2 separate regions of the Homo sapiens genome follow, and region 1 is linked to region 2. Evidence: read pairs that join two places in POLR2A ChIA-PET (ENCODE). Cell type or tissue: Panc1. All regions are shown on one strand.

Region 1 (2,500 bases), 560 kb after region 2:
TTTCTTAATTTCATTTTCTAATTGTTCATTGCTAGTGTGTAAGAAAACTAGATTTTTATATGTTGATTTTGTATACTGCAACTACTGAAATCATTTATTAGCTCTAATAGATTTTTGGAGAATTCTTTAATATTTTCTATGTGAAAGATGATGTCATCTGTGAATATAGATATTTTTACTCCTTCTTTTTTGATTTGGATGCCTTTTGTTTCTTTTTCTTGTCTAACTGACTTGGCTATCAATTTCAGTACAACGTTGAATATAAGTGTCAAGATAAGACATCCTTTTCTTGTTCCTGATATTACGGGAAGAGCTTTCAGTCTTTTACCAGTATGATTTTTTCATACTTTCATTATTTTTTTCATTAATGCCCTTTAATTAGTTTGGAAGTTCCTTTCTATTTCCAGTTTGTTGAGTGTTTTAAAAATCATAAACATATACTGGATTTTTTCAAATGCTTTTTCTGTGTCAATTGAGGTAATCATGTCAGGGGTGTTTCCCCCTCTTTGTTCTGTTACTATGGTGTGTGTATTGGTTCAAATACTATCCCCCCAAAATTTATCCACTCAGAACCTCAGAATGTGACCTAATTTTGAGTATGGTCTTTGCAGATATAATTAGTTAGGGATCAAGATGAGATCATACTTAGTTAAGGTGTCCTTATAAGAAGAGGAGAGGACACACAGAGATGGAGATGTGGGCTGTGTGAAGACAGCCAGACATTGGAGTGATGGCTAAGAATGCCAAAGATTGCTGGGAGCCACCAAAAGTAGGGAAATATTTCTTCTCTATTGCCTTCAGTGGGAGCAAGACCATGCCAACAACTTGATTTCAGACTTCTAGCCTCCAGAACTATAAAACAGTACATTTTTATTGTTTTAAGCCATTCAATGTGTGGTAATTCATTTCACCAGAAACTAATACAGTATATTACATTGGTTTTCCTGTTTTAATTTACCGTTGCATTCCTGGGACAAATCCCACTTGGTCATGGTGTATAATTCAGTATGCTGCTGGATTGAATTTGCTAGTATTTTTTTTATAGATTTTTTGCATTTATATTCATAAGGGATATTGGTTTGTAGTTTTCTTCTGATGTCTTTGGCTTTGGAATTAGGACAATACTTTCCTCATAGAATTAGTTAGGAAATAATCTCCTTTGATGTTTTGGAAGAGATTGAGACATACTAGTTTTAGAAAGATAAGCTCTTTTTTAAGTATTTGGTAGAGTTCACTAGTGCAACCATCTGGTCCTGAGCTTTTCTTTTTGAAAGTTTTTTTGATTACTGATTTGATTCCCTCTTTTAAAGCTCTATTGAGTTTTTTTTTTATTTCTTCTTGAATAAGTTTTCGTAGTTTGATTCTAGGAATTTGACTATGTCATCTAGTATACATAATTTGTAATTGTTTATAGCGTTCTCTCATAACCCCTTTTACTTCTATAAGATTGACAGTATTGTCCCTACTTCCATTCCTTATTTTAGTAATTTGAGTCTTTTCTCCTTTTTCCTTGATCAGTCTAGCTAAAAGTTTATTAATTTTGATTTTTTCAAAGAACAAACTTTAGGTTCCATAGATTCCATTGTTTTCGTGTTCTCAATTTCATTTGTTTTTGTTCTCATCTCTTATTTTCTTCCTTCTGCTGGCCGTGGATTTAGCTTTTTAGTTTTCTCTTCTTGTTTTAGTTCCTCAAAGTATAAAGTTAGGTTATTAGTTTGAGAGCTTTCTTTTTTAAAATGTAGGCATCTCCAAATATAAATTCCCCACTGAGGGCTTTTGCTTTCGCTACACTTAACAAGTTTTGTTATTGTTGTGTTTTCATTTTCACTCATTTTAAAATATTTTAAAATTCATCTTCAAAATATTTCCCTAGTGATTTCTTCTTTGATTCATCTGCTGTTTAAAGAGTGTATTGTTTTATTTCTACATAGTATTTGTGAATTCTCCAGATTTTCTTGTTGTTGATTTTTAATTTCATTCCATTGTAGTCGAGATACTTTTTCAACTTTTAAAATTTATTGAGACCAGATTTGTGGCATAACATTGGTCTGTTTTGCACAATGTTCTGTGTACACTTAAGAAGGTGTATTCTCCTTTGGGTGGAGTATGCTACATATTTCTTTAGGTCTAATTGCTTTATAGTGTTATTCTGAACGTTTCTGTGAGGATGTTTTTGGGTGAGATCAGCATTTAAATCAGTGGACTTAAAGCAGATTGCCTTCTCTAATGTGAATGGGTTTCATCCAATGAATTGAAGTCCTAGATGGAAAGACTCACCTACCCCAGCAAAGGGAAATTCTGATGCAGACAGCCTTTGAACTTGAACTGCAGTGGCAGTTATCTCCCTGGGTCTTTAGTGTGATGGCTTTCGGACTTGAACTCATCAGCTCTTCCCTTCCCTGGTCTCCAGTCTGCTGGCCCACCCTACAAGTTTGGACTTGCCCCCACAACCATGTGAACCAATTCTTGAAAGTAAATCTTTATATACACACACATCCTA
Region 2 (2,500 bases):
ATGCAGCTACACACCCTACAGTGCATGAGACAGCCTCCCACAGCCAAGAACCATCTGGCCCACAAGGTCAGTTGTGCTCAGGCTGAGAAACTAACAGGCCTTAGGGAAGCTGAACAGTGAAGATCAGTCGTGGCAGCTGTGGAGCCAGATGCTTGCATTCAAATCTCAGCTCTACTGATTAGTAGGTGTCTGATCACGGGCAAGTTACTTGCCACTTAGAGGAGCCCAGGCAGGTCTTGGTGTATAAGAGGTTGGCACTTAGTAAACGGTAGGGAGTCTCCAAGCTCATCCATGAATCAGCTCAGATGGCCACACCCTGGGAGTATGTGGAAGCTTACCTGCAAGCCCTGGACACTGGGTCAGAAGCCTTTATGTAAAGTAGTTATGATCACAGTTGTCATAATGGGGCTCTTACGAAGGCAAGGCACCATGCAAAGTGTTTCACATATGTTGACTCATGTTACCTTCAGAAACCCTGCCAAGTAGGGCTTCTATTTCTAAACAGGGGGAATAAATGGGGGAAACAGGGACTCAGAGAGGTTGAGAGTGTCCTAGGCACTGGGAATACGTGGAAGAATAAGGCTCATCTGTGTTCTCTAGGACCTCAGTCTAGTTAAGGAGACAGGAAAATAAACCACTACTATTAACATTACAACAGTGAGTGTCATTTCCACTCAGCCTTGTCTGACATGTCTTCAACAAATAACTGATGAGCATCTACTACGGGCCAGGCCCTGTCTTGGTCACCCGAGTTCCTGCCCTCGAGTAGTTCACAGTCTAGTGGGCAAGACAGATTATATGATGCCCAAGCGATGCGTGCCCACCAGCAGCTGTGTGACTTTGCATTTCCCAAGCACCAGATACTTACAGGCTTTGGCTCATTTAATCTAAAAATGTATCATGATGAGACATTATTGCTAGGCTCATTTTGTAGTTTGGGAACTGAGGTTGTAAAAGATTAAATAACTTGCCCAAAGTCTTACAACTGGTTTGTGGTGGAGCTAAGTTTGGGCCCCTGAACTTTTATACCCCAGTGTTCAAAGTCTTAACCCCTCCAATGGATGCCTGTCCTGTTCTGCTGGGAGACCCTGCTCATGCTGCACCCAGCGGCTCACCTGCCACCCGAAGTCTGTTTGCTCCAGATGTCCCTTTGAACTCCATCCTTCTGGAAGTGACTGGCAATCAGCCCTGGGTCTGCTTAACACTGGGGAGAGGTGCTGTTGCAAGGTCCAAAGGCTGTGAGATCCTAAGAGATGGCAGCCAGAAGCTTGCTCCTGTGGGGCCCAGACGCACGATAGACATCTCCTGGGGCACTTCCTACCCATCCAGACAGGATGTCCTTGCACTGATGTGATCTTTAATGAGGAAAATAGGGGTTCAATCTGTTCTCTGAGGGAGGCTGTGGGAATGTGTGAACCAAACAAGAGGAAGAGGAAACTCGAAATGACAGTCTCATAAAAGGTGCTCTCTGCAGGAAGCCAGGGAGGCTAATTTGCCTTCCCCAGTTTCCTTTTTCAAATGTCCTTCAATGAAACCCAGTCAAATGGATCCAGGGAACTCATCTTTTCACAAAATACAGACCAGGGGATCCCGCCGTCCTGGAAACAGACCCCAGGGCCACACACAAGTTGTTGCTGGGCACCAGCATCCCCCTGAAGCCCCAGTGTTGCCTGCACACAGAAGAATTAGCAAGTCCTGCACATTTATGTTCAACTCTTTTTGGATTCTATTCATTCCACAAACAGTTATTGAGCATCTCTCGGGTGCGAGGCACCCCACAGCAACCTGAAGACACAGTGGTGAGGCAAGGTGGTGTCTGTCCTCAGGGGGCACACTGAATGGAAGCTATTTTCAGGGCTCCTGTTATTCTGGGGGCTTGGTCTTTTGCCTCCAGCAATAGGCAGTGCTTTTAGAGGAGCTAAAGAACGGGTACACCTAGCTAGGACGTGGAACGTTCTGCAATGAGAGTGTCAGGCAGGTCTCTACATTCAGCTGCTGGGTTCCCACAAAGACTCTCAGAGTCGGTGGCCATTGGCCAGACAGGATTTTCACTAGTGGAGTTGGAGAAGTTCTTTCAGTGAAGAAAAATTCTCAGGCTGATATCATGAAGACTGATGGAAACTTGGGAAACTTGGCACACTCTGGTGTCAATATGAGCTCCACAAATCATGGATGAAATACAGTTTTAAATGGGGCTGGAGCTGAGTTGCCTCCCAATCATTCATTCCTTCACTCACTCATTCATTCAAAAAATGTGTTGTATGCCTGGCACCATGCCAAGTGCTTGACGTGGGCTATCTCACTGAAGCTGCAGAGCATCTCATGAGGTGGTATTTTTAGTGCCACATTGCACAGATATAGAAACTGAAGCCCAGAGAGAGGAAGGATGTTACCCAAGGTTGCACAGCCAGAAAGTAGTGAGCAGAATTAGGTCAAACCCTGACTCTGCCACCTTCAGCGGTGTGACCTTGGAATAAGATAACTTTACAGGGTCTTTTTC

Evidence for each region. Peaks named below come from ENCODE experiments on the same cell type or tissue, not always from the same donor. Only the 100,000 strongest peaks of a DNase experiment are listed, where the experiment ranks them.
Region 1: POLR2A ChIA-PET joins it to region 2 with 11 read pairs; 2 of 35 experiments call an interaction of 5 or more read pairs at or near these places.

The regions. Positions count from the first base shown.
Region 1 is chr5:169,605,723-169,608,222 of GRCh38, reverse strand. No RefSeq gene overlaps it. Among named protein-coding and RNA genes, the nearest start is that of SPDL1, 23 kb to the right of the region's middle. In Panc1, no CTCF peak of the experiment used is centred here; no DNase peak of the experiment used is centred here; H3K27ac peaks cover 1,102 bases.
Region 2 is chr5:170,168,010-170,170,509 of GRCh38, reverse strand. No RefSeq gene overlaps it. Among named protein-coding and RNA genes, the nearest start is that of LINC01187, 30 kb to the left of the region's middle. In Panc1, no CTCF peak of the experiment used is centred here; no DNase peak of the experiment used is centred here; H3K27ac peaks cover 2,500 bases.